2 separate regions of the Homo sapiens genome follow, and region 2 is linked to region 1. Evidence: chromatin loops called from intact Hi-C (ENCODE). Cell type or tissue: heart left ventricle. All regions are shown on one strand. Links, peaks and the distances in the headings refer to the core of each region. The heading gives the core; the rest is flanking DNA.

Region 1 (12,005 bases), core at 1,978-9,977:
TTCATCAGTCTTAGGGTGATGTTGGGAATAAAGGATTTTTATCGGTGCAGTTTATGAAGGGTTTCTTTTGTCTTTCAGATGGATGATAAGACAGTTTTTCATGAGGAGTTCATTCATTACCTTAAATATGTTATGGTGGTCTATAAACGTGAACCAGCTGTGGAGAGGGTAATAGAATTTGCAGCAAAGTTTGTTACCTCATTTCACCAATCAGATATGGAAGATGATGAGGAAGAGGAAGATGGTGGCCTTTTAAATTATTTGTTTACTTTTCTCTTAAAGGTACTATGAAAATGATAGCTTTGGGGAGGGATTTTAGAAAATTTTGCCACTTTAAAAGAGTCGTGGGAGTTTGTATGTTTTTGACAATGAAATATCTAGTGATTGAAAAAACCTGAATGAGTCTACCTTTCATAGGAAATATTAGAATTATCATTATGATTAAAAAGTGGACTTTAACTCCAGCATTAAATTTTTAATGACCTCTTTAAACCAGTTCTCCTTTGTTTATTTTAAATGAGTTCTGTATTTTAGAAGCCTCTACAAAGAGGACTATGTAACTTAGCAAAGACTTCTTTCAGACTGTTCATTTTGAGACTGTATAAAATATATATATTTGCTATACATATGGACCAAGGTAGCATTATAGGTTCTCTTCAGGAAATGAATTGTTGTTGTAACTTCTTGCATTCCGAATGTATAGAGTTCAGATAATATTGATTATTTGGGAGTGGTATGTGACTATGAATAAATTTTGATTTGTTTCTGTTTTAGTCTCATGAAGCAAACAGCAATGCAGTGAGATTTAGAGTGTGCCTGCTCATAAACAAGCTTTTGGGAAGTATGCCAGAAAATGCTCAGATTGATGATGATGTGTTTGATAAAATTAATAAAGCCATGCTTATTAGATTGAAAGATAAGATTCCAAATGTGAGAATACAGGCAGTTCTGGCGCTTTCACGACTTCAGGATCCCAAGGATGATGAATGCCCAGTGGTTAATGGTGTGTGTAGTTTCCTAAATCTTTTTTCAGATTTGTTGATTTTGTTAAATTCTCAGTATTTGAAATTTTTTATTATGGTCTATACATTTGAAGAGTATAGGTAATTAATATATGATTCCGATTAAACAAAAAAAACCTAAGTAGCAACCACCCAGCTTAAAAAAAAAAGTCAGTACTTGCATCCTATCCCAGTTGCATCCCTGTCCCTCAGAAGTAACTATTAAATCCTCAGTTTGGGGTTAATTAGTCTCTTGCTTAAATTAAAAAAAATTTTTTTGCATAAATCACATATGTCTATCTTAATGTTTTCCTGTCATTTTGTGTAAATCATGCTGTATGTATATATTTAGCAGCCAATTATATTTCTATATAATACCTGTTACTGTGTTTTGCCCATTTTTTCATTGGGTTTTTAATTTAAAATACTATTTTAAAAAATTCATTTGCATTCTTTATATATTTTGAAAAGAAATCCTTGGGTTATATGAATTGTAGATCTCTTCCTGTTTTAGGTGGCTCATTGGGGTATCATTGTTTCACTCCCTTTGGGGTATCTTTTTTTTGAACAGAAATTCTTATGTCAAAAATATAAATCTCTGCCATTATGATTCGTATTTTTTAATCTCTTTTTTAAGGAACTTTTTCTTACCTATGGGGTCATAAAGGTAGTTGTATTTCATTTTTCCATATATGCCTAGGTATGTTTTAGGCACTCTTCTGTCCTTTTTGTCCCTATTACCAGTTTTATAATCACTGGTATATTTATCACTATAGTAGTTGGTATTTTTTTTGGTGTTAAAAGATACCCATAATAATATTGTGTAAAACATAGGTATTTGATAGTCAACCTGTACTTAATAATTGAGGTAGGAAAGATGTGAGAAGTACAGATAAATATATTTAAATATAAGAAATGGGTTTGTTTCAATGAATAAAACCAAAAAATATTTCCTTTTAGGTCTCATTAAAAACCAAAATAATGGGCCCTTATAAAGCCATATCAGTTTAAAATAAACTGTCTGCTATAGTAAGCTTTCTCTTAAATATTGAGGAGTAGCACAGACATAATCTTAATGATGAATTTTCTGTGACTTTTAGGGCTATTTGTTTTCACTTTTGGCCTAAGAGCCAGTCCGTTGACTAATTCCCCCTTGTGTCTTTAGAAGGGAAGTTGGTGGCCTGCGCAGCAGTGACTCAGGCCTGTAATCTCAGCACTTTGGCTCCAACCTGGGCAACATAGTGAGACCTTGTCTCCAAAAAAAAGAAAAAGAAGGAAGTTGGTGGGAAAAAAACTTCAACTAAAATATGTGAGACTAAAAAAATGACATTACTTTCTATTACAGATGGGTTCTCACTCGGGCTGGATTGCAGAGGTGTGGCCTCAAACTCCTGGGCTTAAGTGATCCTTCCACCTCAGCCTCCTAAGTAACTGGAAGCGCCACTACCATGCCTAGCTAATTTTTTATTTTAAAATTATTTTGTAGAGACAGGGGTCTTTCTATATTGCTCAGGCTGGTCTTGAACTCTTGGCTTCAAGCTCTCCACCTACCTTGGCCTCCCAAAGTGCTGGTTATAGGCAGTAGCCATCATGCCCAGCCTATCTTTATCACATTAAAGGCATTTTAAAATATCAAAATGTGTGTTATTTTATGACTGTAGTTAAATAAATAATTTCATCAGTACTAAAATGTATTGCTTTATTTTTAGCATATGCTACTTTGATTGAAAATGATTCAAATCCAGAAGTTAGACGGGCAGTGTTATCATGTATTGCACCATCAGCAAAGACTTTGCCAAAAATTGTAGGGCGCACCAAGGATGTGAAAGAGGCTGTCAGAAAGCTGGCTTATCAGGTAAATAAGTTCAATGTCTTGTGTTGGCATATTCTTAAAGGACAAGGAGCCATTTTCTTAAAGTGCCTTTGAAAAATACTTGGCATGTAATAATTTCTTCAGTTGAGGTTTTATGGAGAACACAGGTAATTTAGGTAGAATCTTACTGTATTAAGTATGTTACCAGGTATTAATTTCTTTTGGAGATTCTGGGTAATTTTCTAAGATGGTGATATTCTTATGAAATCTATAAATTGTGTTGAGGTTAATGACCATCTTTATAAATTATTTTTAAGGTTTTAGCTGAAAAGGTTCATATGAGAGCTATGTCCATTGCTCAGAGAGTAATGCTCCTTCAACAAGGTCTTAATGACAGATCAGGTAAGATAAACAACTTTATATATACAAAACTTTAGTAGATTTTGAGGTCAGACTTAACAAGGTTTAAGAAACGAGTGTCAAATCAGGTCAAGTAAGCCTGCCAGTCCCATGAACCTGGTGAAATTTATCTTGATGTATTATATAGAAAACACAGGGCTAAAGATTTTGATATATATATATTTTTGAGACAGAGTCTCACTCTATCACCCAGACTGGAGTGCTGTGGTGCAATCTTGGCTCACTGCAACCTCTGCCTTCTAGTTTCAAGCGATTCTCCTGCCTCAGCCTCCTGAGCAGCTGGGATTACAGGTGAACATCACCATGTCTGGTTAATTTTTATATTTTTATAGAGACGGGGTTTCACCATGTTGGCCAGACTGGTCTCGAACTCCTGACCTCAAGTGATGCACCTACTTCAGCCTCCCAAAGTGTTGGGATTACAGGTGTGAGCCACCGCGTCTGGCCAAGATCTTGGTATTTTGAAGGAGCAGAGCTTATTTCTTTCACCCTTTCTGTATTTTACAGATGGAGAAACAATACTTAAGTCTGTAGAGCTAATTCATGTCAGAAGTAGGAAAAGATCTATTTGCCCTCTCTCTCTGACTTAAAAAAAAAATGCTGTTCCTTATGTGTATACTTTGGTATGAATGTGTTCTGTGTATCAGAAACAACAAATAGGAATGGTCAGACCAGTATAATTTTCTTATTTTTTTTTTTTTCTGTTAGAGTAGAGTTCCCCAACATTTTTGACACCAAGGATCGATTTCATGGAAGACAGTTTTTCCACAGAGGGCGGGCTGGATGGTTTCCAGATGAAACTGTTCCACCTCAGATCATCAGGCATTACTTAGATTCTCATAAGGAGCGTGCAACCTGGATACCTCATGTGCGCAGTTCACAATAGAGTTCCTGCGCCTGAGAGAATCTAATGCATCTGCTGATCTGACAGTAGGAAGAGCTCAGGTGGTAATGCTCGTTAGACCACGGCTTACCTCCTCCTGTGCGGCCCGGTTCCTAACAGGCCACAGACTGGTACTAGTCCGTGGCCCAGGGGTTGGGGAGCCTGAGAGAATCTGCTTATAGGAATGATATTTTTTGAAGTTTTTAACTCTCATGAGAAGGCCAAGATGGCTCTATTGCGCTGTAGTGAGAAAACCGACTTGCGTTTGAAAACATTGTCAGAGGACTAATTAGTAGGATGACCTTAAAAGCTAAGACTAAGGTTTGTTCAGTGACGTGTGCTTGTATAGTTCACTACTGCAAATAGCAATCGTGTAATAGATAAAATCAGATAACAAGTGAGATAATAGCTATTACATATTCTGGGCTAACACCTGAAGCCCATTGAACCCAGGGGAGAAGGAATGTAAAGATATTTTTGTAGGCTGTGGTATTTGGTGCTGAACCTTTTCCATTTTTATTTGTAAGTGACCATTACAGTGACTTTTGCAGTATCATGGTACTTCTTTTTTTTTACCTTTAATATGCTTAGTTGGCTGGGCGCTATGGCTCACACCTGTAATCTCAGCACTTTTGGAGGCCGAGGCAGGCGGATCACGAGGTCAAGAGATTGAGACCATCCTGGCCAACATGGTGAAACAAAAATTAGCTGGGCGTGGTGGCGCATGCCTGTAGTCCCAGCTACTCGGGAGGCTGAGGCAGGAGAATCGCTTGAATCTGGTAGGTGGAGGTTGCAGTGAACCAAGATCGTGCCACTGCACTCCAGCCTGGTGACAGAGCGAGACTCTGTCTCAAAAAATATATATATACATGCTTAGTTGTGCCTCTTAACCTCTACTATTTCTATTGTAAATACTGACTTTGTTAATTAAAACAGACAAAATACAAGAGATGGAAGCTAGAGGGAGCCTTTGTTCACCTATGTTTCAAATGACTCAATAGATGCTGTGAAACAAGCTATGCAGAAGCATCTTCTTCAAGGCTGGTTACGGTTCTCTGAAGGAAATATCTTAGAGTTGCTCCATCGGTTGGATGTAGAAAATTCTTCTGAAGTGGCAGTCTCTGTTCTCAATGCCTTGTTTTCAATAACTCCTCTCAGTGAACTGGTGGGACTCTGTAAAAACAATGATGGCAGGTACATAAAGGATTCATTCTTTGAAATGTAGTACTGATTAACTTGTGCAATTAATTTGTTTTTTTTCCTCCCCATAGCTTAAGATTATATTAATACCTTTAATCTTAACTCTCTTTTGTTTTCTTTTAGTCTGATGAATATCCTTTTATCCTTCCTTTTTCCCCTCCTGGTGTAAGAACTCATAACTTTATCATAGACTATCTACTTTAGCTATGCTTTTCCCCCCTTCAGTTTCTTACTTTGATTTTTGAATTAGCCTACCATGAGAAAATCCAGCAACATGCACCCCTAGTATATGTTTGCTTATTTGGTTCTTTTTTGTTCTAAGTTTCTTCATTCCTTTTTGTGTGGATACATTAATGACTCTAATTAAAAGGATAGTGTAGTGGTTTTAAAGCAAATCTTATTATTCTCATTTTTGTACTCTTCAATTCTTAATGATAAAAAGATCATGCTTTCTCTCACACTCTTTCTTTTAAATGAAGGAAATTGATTCCAGTGGAAACATTAACTCCTGAAATTGCTTTGTATTGGTGTGCCCTTTGTGAATATTTGAAATCAAAAGGAGATGAAGGTGAAGAATTTTTAGAGCAGATTTTGCCAGAGCCTGTAGTATATGCAGACTATTTATTGAGGTAAATTTTTTTTCTTTTAGTTTGGAGAGTGATTGTGTTGCTGCATGTGTCAATCTCCCAGTCCCCTTCCTCAAAGTCATGTTTGATTGTGAATATGTTAAAAATCCTTTTTTTGTACATGTAGGGATAGTTATATACATCGAGTCTTTTTGAATATCTTGTGCTGGTCTGTATACTGAAAGAGCAAGTCACTATGTTTAGGATCATTTCTTCAAAACTGTTAAGATATGATTATGACCATTTCTGCATAAAGTTGATGATGATGATATATTATTTCTGAAATTGGTTGGCACATTTTCTGTTAAGTGTCAGATAATAAATATCTTAGGGTCCTGTGGGCCATACCGTCTGTCACAATGACTCAACTCTGCCATGGTATTGTAAAAGCAGCCAAAGACAATGTAAGTAACTGTTTTTCAATAAAACTTTTATTGACTTTTATGGCCACTAAATAGTTGAACTTTAATATTCATGTGTTAACAAAATAAGAAATTTTAAAAAATGATCAGTTAAAAATTTAAAATAGTCTTAGCTTGCAAGCTATATAACAGGTAATAGGCTGGATTTGATGCACGGAACATTGTTTTCCAATTCACAGCGTGGATCTTTGTGGCCAGTTTTATTTATTAAAAACTTACTATCTAGCTTCATGTTTTAAAGTTTTTTCAAAATATGCCTTTTTAAAAAACAATTTGGATTACCATAATTATACCTCTTAAGAAATTATTTGGATTACTTTATTTCACTTTAAAATTATACAAGAAAAACATGAATGCATTCTTGTCAAAATTCAAATACAGAGGTATAAGGAATAAAAATGTGGAATTCCCTCTTTTATTTCCTACTTCCTCAATCCCATTGATTAGCAACTAAGTGTATATTCTAGCAACCCTTAGAATTAGCAACTAAACAATATAGGGTGTATATTCAAACCTCTTTCTCTGCATTTATATACATTTTTTGAGTACAGGTTTCTTTAAAAATATAACACTGTGTATATACTTTTTTTTTCAACTGATAACTGAGATCATTATATATTGGTGCATATATAATGTAATAGATACTGTTACAGTCTTAACAGCATATCATTCCGTAGTATGGTGGTAACATTTAATTTATTCCTCTGTTGATGGACATTTAGGATGTTTCCATTTTTCACTGATAAAAGCAAAAGTATGTTAAATTTCCTTTACATTTTTGGGTACCTTTGGGATTTTTGGGGGTTAATTCCAAGAAATAAGTTGCTACACCAAAGGATAATATATGTATATTTTGATAGATATTGGTATGTAGGTTTTTAACTTCAACTTTATGGTTTATTTTTTTTTTTTTGAGACGGAGTCTTGCTCTGTCGCCAGGCTGGAGTGCAATAGTGCAATCTCGGCTCACTGCATCCTCCGCCTCCCGGGTTCAAGCGATTCTCTTGCCTCAGCCTCCTGAGTAGCTGGGACTACAGGCACGCGCCTCCATGCCCAGCTAATTTTTGTATTTTTAGTAGAGATGGGGTTTCACCATGTTGGCCAGGATGGTCTCAATCTCTTGACCTCGTGATCTGCCTGCCTTGGCCTCCCAAAGTGCTGGGATTACAGGCGTGAGCCACAGCGCCCAGCCTGATGTATTTTTTTAAAAAAGCTTCCATATAATATGAATTATGGACCTGAATTATCTGTATGAAGTACAGTTCTCTGCTTTTGTTTAAAATGATCTCACATAAAAGTTAGGCAGCAAAGCTGTGCATGCCTCTAAATTTCCCCTCAAAAATCCTAAATCTAGGATAAGTATCTCAAATGTGAGCCAGTAGGGAAACTATAGCTCAAGCCCATGTTAACATCATGAAGAACCTGTGTGAATCTAATGAGCATTTTAATGTTAATTATTTCAGACTTTGACATTTAAGTAGGGAATTCATTATAATGCTGTTTGGGCCATGTTGAAATGTTTCCAAAAGGAATGAGTTTGTGGCAAAGTTTAATAATATATATAAATATAAAAGATGTTTATAGAAGGTAGTGAAAATATAAGAAAATATGAGGAAATGTTAAATATTTAAATGGCATAAAGGGGGAGGAGTTTTCCTCAAGGACAGCATCAGAAGGTGACTTGTAAAAAGCTTGATTCCTCCCTTCTGAAAGGTCAGGGATTAACATTTCCTTTGTCACTCTCTTAGTTTTGAAATAAGTAACTTTAACCTCTTCGACTTATTTTCTTCACCTTTAAAGAGGAAAATTTTCGGCTGGGTGCGGTGGCTCATGCCTGTAATCCCAGCACTTTAGGAGGCTGAGGCCGGTGGATCACGAGGTCAGGAGATCGAGACCATCCTAGCCAACATAGTGAAACCCCGTCTCTACTAAAAATACAAAAAAATTAGCTGGGCGTGGTGGCAGGCGCCTGTAGTCCTAGCTACTCGGGAGGCTGAGGTAGGAGAATAGCGTGAACCTGGGAGGTGGAGCTTGCAATGAGCCGAGATCGCGCCACTGCACTCCAGCCTGGGCAACAGAGCAAGACTCCGTCTCAAAAAAAACAAAAAAAAGAAAACTTTCAGAAATTTATTTTAGTGATTGTTGAAAGAATACCTAAAAAATAGAATGAGTGTCTTTTTGGAGGAACATGACTAGATGGGATTAGTATACTTGAGTACAGAAACAAAATTAAATTGAAAAATTGTTTCCTGATAATCTCAGGAATATGTTTTCAGGCATACTGTATATTTTAGGCAGTAGATTCAATGACTAAGAACTCTGATGTGAAACAATTTTGGTTAACCAAGGTGCTCACTTAAAGAGCAAACGAGGAAATGAGGATTATCAAATTAGAGTAAGTAAAAGGGACAACAATAAAATTTGTTGAAAGCCATCTTAAATATAAATTCTTAGACTTTAAAATACTTTCTTGAGTGGTCTCTTCATTATAATAAATGTCTTTATAAATGGTTAGGATTTCATGGTAACTAAAATTGGTGGGTCAGTTTTAAGTTGTATTTATGCAGTTGAGGATTTTTAATCTATTAATTAAACAACTGTTTGAATTTACTTAAAAAAAAAAACTCAGTCAAGATGCTGTGCATTTTGCTAAAGCTGGGCTGGAGAAGTGGGGAGAGATACAAAGATGAGTATAAATGAAGGTTTTCTTTTAGCCTGTCAGAAAAGAGTAACTCTACTGATTGGTTGATTTTGATAGTTATCGGTAGTGTAGTTTTCCTTAGTTTCCTACTAGAACCCAAAGGGTGGCTGATGTCTTAAAAGTCCTAATCTTGTGGCCAGAAATTTATGAGCTTTTATTTACTCTTGGTCATCACTTTGTAATACATGAGAGTATACTCATTATACATTATACCACAATTTCTGTAACTTGGTTTTTGTCACCCCCGCCTTTTTTTTTTTTTTTTTTTTTTAAGAGACGTAGTCTTGCTTTGTTGCCCAGGCTGGAGTGCAGTAGCGTGATCTTGGCTTACTGCAGCCTCTGCCTCCCAGGTTCAAGCAATTCTCCTGCCTCAGCCTCCTGAGTAGCTGGGATTATAGGTGCCTGCCACCACATTTGGCTGGTTTTTATATTTTTAGTAGAGATGGGGTTTTACCATGTTGGTTAGGCTCTTCTTGAACTCCTGATGTCAAGTGATCCTCCCGCCTCAACCCCCCGAAGTGGTTGGGATTACAGGTGTGAGCCACTGTGCCCGGCGACATTTTTGACATTTTTTAAATGACATTTTTGATCAGGATTGTTTTTCATGTTACTTCCATCTTAAAGGCACTTCGCTGTCTAAGCTTCAATTCTTAGTTCTGCTTTTAAGTAGCTTTTTTTATTCCACACAAAAAGCAGAGGCTACTGAATATACAGCCTTCTTGGTGAGGATTATAAAGGGCTTTAGTTTGGGTGGTGATGTCTGTAGTAAGAATAAAAAGTTAAAATAAAAGGTAGCTGATGGTGGTGGTGTATACAGAGATTAGTAGGGTTTCTAAGAAAGAATAATAAAAATTTGTGAAATTGTTTCTATTTTTCTGATTTTTTTCAAAAAAGATAATTGTATTCATGGATTACTTGTGTAACTATTGTTACAATTTTTAAAAATAAAAGAATGATAATTAGGCATGATGAAGATTAAATCTTTTTTTTTTTTTTTTTTTTTGAGATGGAGTTTTTCTCTGTCACCCAGGCTAGAGTGCAGTGGTGCGATCTCGGCTCACTGCAACCCCTGCCTCCTGGATTCAAGCAATTCTTCTGCCTCAGCCTCCTGAGTAGCTGGGATTACAGTAGCCACCATGCCTGGCTAATTTTTTTGTACTTTTAGTAGAGACAGGTTTTCACCATCTTGGCCAGGCTGGTCTCGAACTCCTGACCTTGTGGTGCACCTGCCTCGGCCTCCCAAAGTGTTGGGATTACAGGTGTGAGCCACTGTGCCCGGCTGAAGATTAGATCTTTATGACTAATTGGATTTTTGGGTAAGGGATTCAGAACTTGATAGATGCTTCTTGACTTAAAGTGGGGCTATGTCATAAGTCAAATGAGTTTAATTCTCAGATAAACTCATCCTAAAGTTGAAAAATTGTAAGTTGGGCCACCTGTAATTGGGGACCATCTGTAATTGGGAGAATGCTAGTGACATTGAAATAATTAGTTATCAGTTAGACATAAATATGTACCTTTTGAAAATTTCCCATAGAAAATTTGAGTCATTATTGAAAATACATTTTCAAATTCTTTTGATTCATCAATAAGTTTGTTTGCAAAAGTTAATGACAGTGGCATAGAATTGAGTTTGTAGACCAAATTACATGGCATAGATATGTATTTAGACGAATATGACCTGAAAATGGCCCTTTTCTGACCTAATGGTGGGAATCAACTCTTGTTTGATGTTTCTTAAAAGATTCTACTTTATTAATTCTGCTTGTTTTAGTTACATCCAGAGCATTCCAGTTGTTAATGAAGAACACAGAGGTGATTTTTCCTATATTGGAAATTTGATGACAAAAGAATTCATAGGTCAACAATTGATTCTAATTATTAAGTCTTTGGATACCAGTGAAGAAGGAGGAAGGTATGTCTAAATGTTAACACTCATTCTAATTTGCCCTTCTAATTTCTTATATTGAAATATAGTCCTTTTACAATATAACTAAACATATTTACCCTAGCTCTCTAAAGTGGTATAAAAAGTTTTCTTTTCCCTTCTACATATTTCCATATATACACATACATTTATATTTCTAGTTCAATTTCCTCAGAATAAATCAATGAAATTGCAGTTTTTGGTTAAAAGTTTCTGTTTAGATTTATTAAGGCTAGTAGCATTTTCTAAAAGGTTTAATCATTTCTGGTATTTTGTCATTTTATCATGTTGATTTATTAAAAATCATAGGGTGTTTTATAAAAATTTTTTTTTGTGTGGAATAAGAATATTTGACCTAAAGTCTGTACATACAGATTTTTGTACCTATTATAGTGATAAACCTAAGTGAAAGAACTGAGGCAAATGTAATTAAGTTTGCAGAGTAGGTGAATGTTAGAGATAAAACATGTTTTGTCATAATAATATTTAAATTAGTTCTTTTTGACTGCAGAAAAAAACTGCTGGCTGTTTTACAGGAGATTCTTATTTTACCCACAATCCCAATATCCCTGGTTTCTTTTCTTGTTGAAAGACTACTCCACATCATTATAGATGATAATAAGAGAACACAAATTGTAAGTAATTTTCCTCATTGTTGATAAAGAGGTTTTGGTCAATGACATTGAATACTGTCTTATTTTCTGTTTAGAACTTTTTGTTTTGTCTGTTTTGTTTTAGGTTCGTCTCTTTAATGAGTTTTAAAATTTCTTAAAACCATTATCTATCTCTTACATACACAGAATATTTGAAAAATGTCACCTTCTTCCTCTTAGTGTACCTGTTATTGTTGAATCAGTTTGAAATGGAGCAGGTTTGGTAGGAAGTTACAAGTGGGGATATGGTTTTGTCCATGAGGCACTGGGTGCTAGTGTTTTTGAGAGCTTACTCAAATTGTACATACTAGGGTTTAGAATCTCATCTGACACTTTCTGGCTTTGTGGCTTTGGACAAG
Region 2 (13,394 bases), core at 3,106-11,105, 550 kb after region 1:
TCTGCTCTTACATGCTTCCTCTTGGTGATTTTAGAACAAAGGTTGGCAGGTATCTTCTGAGTGCCAGAGAGAAGAGAAACAATGCATAGGTTTTCTTGGAGTCTAATTGCAGCAAGTTGATGAAATGACTTAACAATATTAGATTCAAAGCCATTGCTGGATTCATTGCATGTAAACTCTAAACTTTAATTTCTGCAAAATGATCACTTTCCTCAGATATTACTATTTTGTTGATAAAATAGCTTCCTAAGGCATGTTTTTTTTTTTCCTTTAGGGAAGATAGTGAATTTCCTAGAAATAAAATAGTCCTACCACTTGAAATGGCCCAGTGACTTAGAATAGCAGTGCTTATTTCTGCAATTTGTCTTTCTCTTGTGTTCACTATGGTCATCTGGGTTTAATATCCTGGGTGGTGGGAAATGAAAGGCAGCATGTATTTTTCCTTGAGATTTTCAAATTTGAATTTCCTGCTGTGAGCTCTCTTGCTGCTCAGTTGAAATTAGAGCAGGATGAACTTCTTGAACTGTCACCAACTTGGCCACAAGCTGACTCCAAGACCTCCTGCAAGGAAAGTTCCCTGAGGGGACATCATGAAATGTCTCTGCAGGAGAGATTAAATGGTTTAATAATGTTCTATTAAACCCACAGCTTTCAAACAAAACCCAGCCTTTCAATAACACTTATCACCCCAAAGCTCCTATTTAAGTGATTTTTATCTCAGATAAGGATTTTACCACCAGGAAAGAAGGTACATGCTACATTATCACTTTTTAGCCTTTTTGGGGTGAGGTATGTTAAGCTTTTGCCAAATTCTCATAAAACATGTTAGAATGGTAGCTTATGTAGACAAGAGGAGAAATGAGTGTTTTATGAATAAACAGGAGTAAAGATAATGAAATACAATAGAAGGACAAATCGAGCACCAATGATAGCAATATATCATAAACTGAGAAGTTTGCTTCAATTCTCTGCGTACAAATTTTTAAAAGAAACAAACAAGCAGAACAAAACAAGGAAACAAGCTAGATCCCACCAGAACAGAACATATCCATGTTGTTTTCAATCCCATTAAACAGAGTTTCAAAGATAAGTGTGTAACCCCATCAGGGGAATCAGTAGAGAGACTCCAAGTCCAGTGTGTTTTCTTGTTTCAAAGCCTTTTGGATGATCCTTGCTCCTACTTTCTTAGAACTGTTGGATTTCAGTTTTCTTTAAAATATTTTTCATGCTCATTGTAATTAGATAATTTTTCAAAAATAAATATTTAATTTTAAAACAGCTTTAGATGTACAGAATAATTGTAAACATAGTACATTTCCATATACCCTATGCAGGATCCTCTATTATTAGAAGCTTACATTGGTATGGTATATTTGTTACAATTAATAAATGAATACTGATGCATTATTCTTAACTAAAGACTAGAATTTATTCAGATTTCCTTACGATTTGCCTGATGTCTTTTTCTATTTTAGGATTCCATCTAAGATGTCACATTACATTTACCTGTCATGTGTGATTAGGCTCCTCTTGGCTTTGAGAATTTCTCAGCCTTTTCTTGTTTTTGATGACTGTGATAGTTTTGAAGGGTGCTGGTTAGGTATTTTGTTGAATGTTCCTCAATTTGAACTTGCCTGATGTTTTTCTCATTGTTAGACCGGGGTTGTGTGTTTTGAGGAAGAATACCACAGTGGTAAAGGGACATTTTTATCATGTCGTATCAAGAGTACTTACTATAAATGTGACTATTTTTGATGTTAACTTTTATCACCTGGTTGAGTATTTTTTGTTAGGTTTCTTCATTGTAAAGTAACTTTTCTTCCTTCTGTTTTTCATATTGTGTTCTTTGAAAATATATCAACACATGGAGCCTACACTGAAGGAATGGGGAACTGTTTTGTTTCCTGAAGGAGAGAGTATCTACATAAATTATTCAGAATTCCACATGGGAGATTTTGTCTTCTCCAAATCTATTTAGTCATTCAAAAATTTATTTGTATTTGTATTGATTCATCAATATTTAATTAATTAATTAATTAATTTTCTTGAGATGGAGTCTCACTCTGTCACCCAGGCTGGAGTGCAATGGCGCGATCTTGGCTCACTGCAACCTCTGTCTCCTGGGTTCAAGCGATTCTTCTGCCTCCGCCTCCTGAGTAGCTGGGATTACAGGTGCGCACCACCATACCCAGCTAATTTTTTTATTTTTAGTAGAGACGGGGTTTCACGCTGTTGGTCAGTCTGGTCTCGAACTCCTGACTTCATGATCTGCCCACCTCGGCCTCCCAAAGCGGTGGGATTACAGGTATGAGCCACTGCGTCTGGCCTATCAATATTTATTTTATACTTTGAGCTATATCTTAGTTTGCTTTGTACTGCTATTATAGAATGCCCAAGACTGGGTAATTTATGATTAACAGAAATTTATTGACTCACAATTCTGGAGGCTGGGAAGTCCAATATCAAGGTGCTAGCATCTGGTGAGGGCCTTCTCACTGTGTCATCACATGGTAGAACAGCAAGAGAGGGCAAGAGAGAGGGGGAAAAAGGGATGCAAACACCCTTTCATAACAACATCAATCCTATCCACGAGGGTGGTGCCCTCATTGGTTAATCGCCTTTTAAAGATCCCATTTTTTAATACTGTTACAATGGCAACAAAATTTCATCATGACTTTTGGAAATGACAAACATTGAAGCCATAGCAGATTTCATCTATTACTTAATTTATTTTGTTATACAAACTTTTCCAGTTTTGGCCATTAGGAACTCTTTCAAGTGACTTTTGTGCCCTTTTGACATATTCTCATAATTAACTAATTAAAATTTGAGCATTTCCTTACTTTCTGGCACTACAGGATGCTCCAGTCTCATTTTCTGTATTTCCTTTCCCAGTCCTAGAATCAGGCATTTCTACAAAAAGAAGTGCTGAAGAATGATACTAACCCCAAGATCTAGGTACTAGGCTTGTTCATTGCTACTGGGGTGTTGTCACTTTAGGCCCTATCAGCTGACAGACTAAGGATATATTCATACATAAGAACCAGTCTATACTCTTATATCTATAAATATTTCTATGTGGAACTATTTGTGTTAAGCTAAACAGAGTTGTTACCGATGTCTCCAGCCCTAAAATGTAAGCACACAGATTACTCTAGACTGTCTCTTGCTAATTTGTAACCTCTAACTCCAACAGTATGAAGTGGCTCCCACTATCTTCCATCCATCTACCTAATTGTTTAATTTCTGTTTACATTTATAATTGTATAAGAATTGTAAGTCAATACCTCTGTGGTAAACAACTTTATTCATTAGACTACAATACCTAGATATAATTTCTTTTGCCTTTGCTCTTACAGACTTCACACATTTCTAAAGTTGTTTAGATTACCACCTTTATTCTTTCATGTCCTTCAGCGAAGTTGTTTTGTACACTTGTAGTACTGTCATAATGTTTTCCTAAATTCCAGATTCCATTCTTGGATTCCAAAATATTTAGTTAAAAATTACAATTATTGATGTTCACTGTGTTTTGAAATTCAATGGATTTTTGACACAAGAGTATAATGTATCCGTCATCACAGTGTCATTCAGAATAGTTCCACTGCCCTAAAAAAGATCCCATCTTTCATGCTTCACCTACACAACCCTTACCTTTCCCATCTTCTCTCTGAAATCTGACCTTTTTACCACCTCTATAGCTTTGCTTTTTCCAGCATGTCATAGAATTGGAATCATACAGTATGTAGTCTTTCCCCATTGGCTTTTTTTTTTACTTAGCATTATACATATAAGGTTCATCCTTGTCTTCTTGTGACTTGAAAGCTCATTTCTTTCTATCACTGAATAATATTCCATTGTATGGGTCTACCATAGTTTGTTTATTTATTCACCTTTAAAAGACATCTTGTGCAAATTTTTGTGCAGACATAGTCTTTCAACTTATTTGGGTAAATATTTAGAAGCATGATTGCTGGATGGATGGTGATATGGTTTGGCTGTGTCCCTACCCAAATCTCATCTTGAACTGTGGCTCCTACGATTCCCACGTGTCATGGGAGGGACCCAGTGGGAGGTAATTGAATCATGGTGGCAGGTCTTTCCTGTGCTGTTCTCATGATAGCGAATAAGTCTCATGAAATCTGATGGTTTTATAAAGGGGAGCTTCCCGGCACAAGTTCTCTTCTCTTGTCTGCCACCATATGAGATTTGCCCTTCACATGATTGTGAGGTCTCCCCAGCCATGTGGAACTGTGAGTCCATTAAACCTCTTTTGTAAATGGCCCGGTCTCCAGTATATCTTTACCAGCAGTGTGAAACGGTCTAATACAGATGATAAGACTTTGTAGAAAACTCAGTTTTGCAAGAAACTGCTAAACTGTCTTCCAAAGTGGCTGCACTATTTTTCATTCCCATCAACAATGAATGAAAGTTCCTGTTGTTCTACATCCTAATCAGTAATTAGCATTGTCAGTTCTATGAACTTTTGCCATTCTAATATGCATATAATAGTATCTCATTATTGTTTAATTAACAATTCTTGATGACATATAATTTGGAGCATCTTTTCATAAGCTTACTTGCCATTTGTTTATCTTTCATGAGATGTTTGTTAAGGTCTGTGACCCATTATTTAATCAGGTTGTTTACTTAATGTTGAGTTTTAAGTGTGCTTTGTATATTTTGGATAGATGTCCTTTATCAGATATGAGTTTTCCAATTTTTTCCCCAATCTGTTGCTTATCTTTTTATTCTCTTACAGTATATTTTGCATATCAGAAATGTTAAATTTTAATTAAGTCCAATTTCTTTTTCTTTCATGAATTGTGATTTTGATGTTGTGTCTATAACATAATCACTAAACCTAAGTTCACCTAGATTTTCCTCTGGAAATTTTATAATTCTAATTTTACATTTAGGTTTATAATCTATTTTGAGTTAAATTTTCTGAAACATGTAAGGTCTGTGTCTAGTACTTTCTTTTTGCATATGAATGTCCAACTTTTCAAGCACCGTTTGTTGAAAAGACTATCCTATACTTTTTTATTTTTTTGTTTTTATTTTTTTACCAAATTGCCTGTGTTCCTTTGTTAAAGATCAGTTGATTATATTTGTTTATGTTCTTTCCCAGGTTCTTTTCCAATGATATATGTATCTATTATTTTCCAATATATGTATCTATTATTTTCCAATGATATATGTATTTATCCTTTTACTCATGTCACATTGTCTTGATTATTGTAGTCTTATATTGAGTCTTGAAGTAGAGTAATGGGAATCCTCCAACTCTGTTCTTCTTTAGTATTGTGTTGGCTATTCCAGATTTTTTTCCCTTTCTCTATAAACTTTAGAATAAGCTTGTCAATATTTTTAAAAAGAGCTTTTTGGATTTTTGATGGGATTATTATGAATCAATAGATCAAATTGGGAAGAAATAACATTTCAAATGCATTTATTCTTCCAATGCACAAGCATGGATTATCTCTCCATTAATTTAGATATTCTCATATTTCTTTGATCATTGTTTTATAGATATCTGCATAAAATTTCTGTCCATATTTGGTTAGATTTGCATGTAAGTATTTCAATTTTTTTATTATTTATTTTCTTCTTTTTTCTTTAGGCTTTAATTGCTCTTTTTTATCTAGTTTCCTAAGGTAGAAATTTATGGCATTGATTTTAAATCATTCTTCTTTTCTAATATACATGTTTAATGTTATAATGATTCCTTCCAGTACTGTTCTAGTTGTTTCTGATAAATTTTGATTTGTTATATTTTTATTTTTATTCAGTTGAAAATGTTTTCTAATTTCACTGTGATTTATTCTTTGACCTTTGGGTTATTTAGAAGCATGTTGTTTAATTTCTAAATATTTGGGGATTTTTCAGCTTTCTTTCTATTGTAGGTTTCAATTTTAATTTTTCTGTTGTCTAAAAACATATTTTATTTCTGGTATGACTTCCATTTTTTTTTGAAGATGTTAAGGTGTAGTTTTGGACTAGGTTGTGGTCTTCTGGTGAATATTATATATGGGAACAATATCCATTTTGTTGTCATTGGATGAAACATTCTATAAATGTAAATGCCAATTAGATCAAGTTGATTGATAGTGCCATTCTAACTAATTTCTTGCTGACTTTCTGCCTGCTTGATCTATCAACTACTACAAGAGAGATGTTGAAATTTCTAACCATAATATTAGATTTGTCTCTTTCTCTTTTCAATTCTATCAATTTTTACCTCTTTTGTTTTGACACTGTGCTGTTAGGTGCAAACACTTTTAGAAATGTAATGTTGTTTTCAGATAATTGATTTCTTTATCATTATGTAAGGCCTCTCTTTGTCTCTGATAATATTCCTTGTTTTGATGTCTACTTTGTCTGAAGTTAATATAGCTACTCAAGCTTTCTTCTGATTTTTGTTAGCATAGTATGACTTTCTCTCTCTTTTTTTTAATCTATCTGAGTCTTTTTATTTAAAATGGTTTCCTCATACATCTCTTAGAGTGGATATTGTTTTTTAAAACCATTTTGGCAATCTGTCTTTTAATTAATATATTTAAACCCTTTATTTAAAAGTTTGATGGATTAGGTGGATTTTTATATTCCATGTTTGGTTGTTCTTGTTTCTAAGTGTTCCTTGAACACCATTTCCATTTCCCCCACCATTTCTGTTTCATCTTGTTTTAACTGAGTATTTTATATAATTTGGTTGTATCTTCTTTCTCAGCAATTGATTATGCTTTTTTAAGAAATTATTGTAATGGTTACCCTAGAGTTTCCAATTTACATTTTAAGATAATCTAGAAGGTTTTATCCCCAAGGTGCTGAATTAGAGGCTTTCAGCATGCCTCAGCCACTTGGAAATAGCAAGATAGTGCACAAAGATAAACTCTGTGAGCTTTAATTCAAGAAAGAAAACAGGAATCCACTGGAGTCATGAGGGTACGCTAGATTCCAGGGAGAAGAATGTGGGCAAACAGGCTCCATGATGGAGTCTCGATGATAAAAAGATCCTGATACAGGGAGGCCCTCTCTCCCTTATGCCTGGGTAGACCTCCAGGCATTCAGACCATGCACACTTCTGTTTCAGCAGCCTGAGCCATCCCACCGTTCCTGGACATAGCTCATGGTCCAGTGAGACCCTCTCCACCCCCAGGCAGATTCCCAGGCATTTGGAGCACCAGCTCACCTAGATCAGCAGACTGAGCTGCCCTATCCTTCCTGTGCAGAGATCCTGATGCAGGAGGGCCCATTCTACTCTATGCCCAGGCATCTGGATGACCCACTTTCTTGAATTAGGAGTTTAGGCCACCCCCATCCCCACGTAGAGAACTTCAGGCCAAGGAGGTTTCCCAGTCTCATGCCAGATAAAGAAATAAAAAGAACAAATTCTACCTGCATGAAACAATTACAAGACTTAGAAGTGCCAAAATCTTCAGATGAGAATAAAACAGCACAACAATTCTGGCACAAAGTTGGTTTTCCAGCTCCATGCTTAGGCACACCTCTGGGTGCTTGGTGGCCATCCACTGGATTCTCCTTCAGCACTAGTGCTTGTGTCTGCCATCAGGGGACTGGTACTCAGACCTGCCCGATCCTGTCTTGCTCATTGTGGCTCCCACTCTCCAAGGCTAAGCAGGGAGTTTGGACCATTGTGCACTCTATGAATCAGCATTGTCTGAAGCAACAGAGAACTTCTCCCAGAAAACAAGGATCATATATACACACACACACACACACACACACACACACACATACATACATACATACATACATACATACATACATACATGGCTGCAGCCTGCTCTTACCCATAAGTGCCATCTACTGGCTTGTAGGTTAAACTGCACAGCCCAATATATAATAAAACTGTCCGACAGAAGTGCATAGGGCTAGAGAAGAAAAGCCAAAAGAGCATACCTAGCATTCTCTACAGTCACACTCCCTAGAGAGATGAGAAAAGGTAAAAAGAAAGAAGAACAAAAAAATAATATTATGGGGAAAGAAACAAAAATTCTACCTGCATGAAAACAATATAAAAATTAGATGTGCCAGTGTCTCCACATGAGAAGGAACCAGCACAAGAGTTCTGGCACCATGAAAAATCTGAATGTAGTTACAGCAACAAAGGATCACATTAGCTCTCCAGCAATGGTCCCTAAACATAATGGAAACCCAGAAGTGACAGATAAATAAAGCAAAGAATGGATTTCAAGGAAGCTCAGTGAGATCCAAGACAAGGTTGAAAATCAAGAAAAGGAAACCTTTAAAGCAATCCAGGAAATGAAGGAAGTGATGAACATCTTAGAAAGAAATCAATCATAGTTTCTAAAACCGAAAAACTCACTTGAGGAATTTCAAAATACATTTGAAAGCTTTATCCATATACTGGACCAAGCAGAAGAAAGAATTTCAGAGCTCGAAGACCAGTCTTTTGAACGTACTGAGTCAGACAAAAATAGAGAAAAAAGAATTTGAAAAGAAAACAAAATCTTCGAGAAATATGGGATTATGTAAAGTGACCAAACCTACAGGATATTGGCATTCCTGAGAGATAAAAAGTAAACAATATGAAAAACATATTTGAGGAACTAATAAAAACCAAACATTAATCTTCTAGAGAGGTAGATATCCAGATACGAGAAATCCAGACAACACCAGAGAGACACCGTACAGAACAAACACCACCAGAACAGACTCTCCAAGGTCATTGCTAAAGAAACATATCTTAAAGGCAGCTAGAGAAGAAGGTCAGATCACATAACAGTGGAAAGTACATCAGGCTAACAGAAGAATTCTCAGCAGAAACCTTACAAGCCAGGAGAGGCTAGGGGCCTATTTTCAGCATTCATAAAGAAAAGAAATTCTAAGAATTTCATATCCCACCAAACTAAGCTTCGTAAATGGAGGAGAAATAAAATATTTTCCAGGAAAGCAAGCACTAAGGAAATTCTTTACCACTAGACCAGCCTTACAAGAAATCCTTGAAGGAGTTCCAAACATGGAAATGAAAGAACTATACTTGCTACCACAAAAACATACTTAAGCACTACATAGCCCACAGACCTTATAAAGCAACCACATAATAGAAACTGCAAAGCAAATAGCTATCAACTTCATGATATTATTAAAACCTCACATATCAATATTAATTTTGAATGTAAATGGCCTAAACACCTCACTTAAAAGGAACAGAGTTGCAAGTTGGATAAAAAACAAGTTATCCATCTGCTGTCTTTAAGAGACCCATCTCACATGTATCAGCATGTAACCACATCCATAGGCTCAAAGCAAAGGATCAGAGAAAGCTCTAACAAGAAAACAGAAAAGAATAAAGAGCAGGGGTCACTATTCTCATGTCAAATAAAACAGATTTTAAACAAACAACATTAAAAAAAGGGCAAAGAAGGGCATTGCATAATGATAAAAGGTTCAATTCAACAGGAAGACTTAACTATCCTACATGTATATACACACACACACACACACACATATATACACACACACACACACACACACACACACACACATAAAAAATTGAGGAGGAGGGCATCCTACCTAACTCATTCTATGAAGCTGGTTTCTGCATATGCTCTGTGTTCTGTTCTGCATATGCTCTATGTATATATGCGTATATATATACACCTATATAGGTGTGTATATATATACGTATATACACATATATAGGTGTATAATATGTGTATATATGTGTATATATGTATATCTGTATGTGTATATATGTGTATATATGTATATCTGTATGTGTATATGTGTACACATACGTATGTGTATATGTGTACACATACGTATGTGTATATGTGTACACATACGTATGTGTATATGTGTACACATACGTATGTGTATATGTGTACACATACGTATGTGTATATGTGTATATATACTGTATATATACACACATATATACGTATATACACATATATGTATATACGTATATGTGTGTATATGTATATATGTGTGTATATATGTGCATATATATGTATATGTGTATATATGTATATATGTGTATATATGTCTATATACGTATATATACACACATATACGTATATATGTGTATATATACATATATGTGTGTATATATACACACATATATGTATATATGTATATATAGGTGTATATATGTATATATGTATGTGTATATATGTGCATATATATGTGTATATATGTATATATGTATATATGTGTATACACATATGTACACTTATATGTATATATACGTGTATTTATACACGTATATATACGTATATACGTGTATATATATGTGTATATGTATACATATATACACGTATATACGTATATATCTATATATACGTATATATGTATACGTATATATACACGTATATATGTATATATCTATATATACGTATGTGTATATATACGTATATATGTGTATATATGTGTGCGTATATATGTATATACGTATATATACACATATGCGTATATATACACATATATACACACATATATACACATATACGTGTATATATGTGTATACATGTGTATATACACACACATATATATACACACACAGATATGTACATATATATATGTATACACACACCCAATGTTGGAGCAACCAGATTCGTAAAACAAGTAGTTATCTATCTACAAAAGACTTAGACAACCACAGAATAATAGTCAGGGACTACAGCACACCACTGACACATTAGATCATTCAGGCAGAAAACTAGCAAGTAAATTCTGGACTTAAATTTGACACTTGACTAGTTGGATCTCACAGGCATCTACAGAACCCTCCACCCATCAACCACAGATCATACTTTCTTTGCATCTGCATATGGAACATACTTCAAGATCATCACATGGTTTGCCAGAAAGCAAGTTTCAATAAATTAAAAAAAATTTGAAATCATACCAACCATACTCTTAAACCACAGTGAAATAAAAACAGAAATTAATACCAAGAAGATTTCTCAAAAACACACAATTACGTGGAAATTAAACAACTTGCTTCTCAATGACTTTGGGTAAACAATGAAATTAAAGAAGGCATCAACAAATTCTTTGAAATAAAAGGCGACAGCGACAAAACATACCAAAGTCTCTTAGCTGCAGCAAAAGCAGTGTTAAGAGGAAAGTTTGTATCAGTAAATGCCTACCTAAAAAACTTAGAAAGATCTTGAATTAATGATCTAACATCATACCTAGAGAAACTAAAAAATAATGAGCCAACCGCAAAGCTGGTAGAAGGAAAGAAATAGCTAAAATCAGAGCAAAGCTGAACAGAATTGAGACCCCCAAACTGAATACAAAGGATCAAAGAAACCAAAACCTGCTTTTTTGAAAGGATAAACAAGATCAGTAGACTGCTAGCTAGAGTAACAATGAAAAAAAGAGAGAAGATCCAATTAGAAATGACAAACGTGACATTACAACTGATCCCACAGAAATATAAAAATAATCCTAGAGACTATTATGAACATCTCTGTGCACACAAACTAGAAAATCTGAAAGAAATAGATAAATTCCTAGAAACACATAATCTCCCAAGATTGAATTAGAAAGAAATCAAAACCCGCAAGAGACCAATAATGAGTTCTGAAATGGAAACAGTAATAAAAAACCTAACAACAACAACAACAACAAAAAAAAGCCACAGACCTGACGAATTCACAGCTGGATTCCACCTAACATACAAAGAAGAGCTGGTACCAATTCTACTGAAACTATTCTAAAAAACTGAGGAGGAGGGCATCCTACCTAACTCATTCTATGAAGCTGGTTTCTGCATAGGCTCTGTGTTCTGTTCATTTCTCTTCTGTGGATTCTAGGAGAGTATCGTTTGTCTCTTGCCTGCCATTTGGGCTAAAATCCAGCTCCTGATGTATGTTAAGTATGTATGTTAAGGAGCTGCAGTCTCATAATCCTAGAAGACATAGTAGTCTTGGACACTGCTAGTGGTTCCAGGACTCCCTGTCTATGAATCAGAATATGAGAATGTCCATAAAGTTCTTGTGCAATTTGAATTTGTAATAAATTTTCTTCCACATCTGATATACACAAACTGCAAAATGTGACAGAGGATTTACTCAGATTTGAAATACTGAAATGTTAACATTCAATAAGTCTACCATAATCTTACATACCTTTAGATATAGCTGTTATCATCCTGATACCAAAACTTGGCAAAGGCACAGTTAAAATAGAAAATTACAGGCCAATATCCCTGAGGAACATAGATGCAAAAAATCCTCAACAAAGTAGTAGCAAACTGCATCTGACAGCACATGATTAACTATGGTTAATTCACCATAGTAAAGTAGGTTTGATTTCTTGGATGCAAGGTTGGTTCAACATATACAAATCAATAAATGTGATTCACTATGTAAAGAGAATTAAAAACAAAAACCACAAGACTATCTCAACAGATATGGAAAAAGCTTTCAATAAAATCCAACATCGCTTCAAGGTAAAACCCTCAAGAAACTAGGCATTGAGGGAACATACCTCAAAATGATAAGAGCCATCTATGGCACACCCACAGCTAACATCATGCTATATGGGCAAGACTGGAAGCCTTTCCCTTGAGAACTGGAATAAAACAGGGATGCCCACTTTCACCAATCCTACTCAACATAGCACTGGAAAGACTAGCCAGAGAAATCAGGCAAGGGGAAGAAATAAAAGTCATCCAAATAGAAAAAGAATTCAAACTACCTCTGTTTTTGGACAATAAGATTCTGTACCTAGAAACCTTAAGGATTATGCCAAAAGGCTCCTTGAACTGATAAATGACTGCAGTAATGTTTCAGGATGCAAAATCAATGTACACAATTCAGCAACATTTCTATACATGAATAATGTTCAAGAGTAGAGCAAAATAAAAAATGCAATCCCATTTACAATAGCCATACCCCACTAAAAATACCTAGGAATACATCTAACAAAGGAGGTAAAAACTTTATACAAGGAGGGCTATAAAACACTGCGAAGGAAATCGTAGGTGAGAAAAACAAATGGATAAAACATTCCATGCCCATGGATTGGAAAAATCAATATCATTAAAATTGCCATACTGCCCAGAGCAATCTACAGATTCAACACTGTTCCTATCAAACTACCAACATCATTTCTCTCACAGAACTAGAAAAAAAATTCTAAAATTCATATGGAACCCCAAAAGAGCCTGAATAGTCAAAGCAATCCTAGGCAAAAAGAGCATAGCTGAAGGCATCACGTTACCCATCTTCAAACTATATAATTAAGCTACAGTAATCAAAACAGCATGATACTGGTACAAAAACAGACATATAAACCAATGGAACAGAACAAAGAACCCAGAAATAAAGCTACAAACTTACAGCCATCTGATCTTCAACAAAGTCAACAAAAATAAGCAATGGAAAAAGGAT

The links. A loop is a pair of places that touch in the nucleus more often than their neighbours do. Peaks named below come from ENCODE experiments on the same cell type or tissue, not always from the same donor. Only the 100,000 strongest peaks of a DNase experiment are listed, where the experiment ranks them.
Region 2: it touches region 1 in a loop (14-fold over the local background); 50 of 110 quality-filtered maps call a loop at or near these places.

The regions. Positions count from the first base shown.
Region 1 is chr4:17,812,143-17,824,147 of GRCh38, forward strand. It overlaps NCAPG (non-SMC condensin I complex subunit G), which reads left to right. Exons shown (of 21, transcript NM_022346.5): 2 at 79-282; 3 at 775-1,003; 4 at 2,711-2,856; 5 at 3,132-3,216; 6 at 5,119-5,311; 7 at 5,797-5,946; 8 at 10,841-10,981; 9 at 11,505-11,628. Among named protein-coding and RNA genes, the nearest start is that of NCAPG, 7.2 kb to the left of the region's middle. In heart left ventricle, for the core only: a CTCF peak has its summit at 5,076; no DNase peak of the experiment used is centred there.
Region 2 is chr4:18,359,371-18,372,764 of GRCh38, forward strand. No RefSeq gene overlaps it. Among named protein-coding and RNA genes, the nearest start is that of LCORL, 340 kb to the left of the region's middle. RefSeq lists an enhancer at 7,911-7,970. In heart left ventricle, for the core only: a CTCF peak has its summit at 7,837 (motif pointing left); no DNase peak of the experiment used is centred there.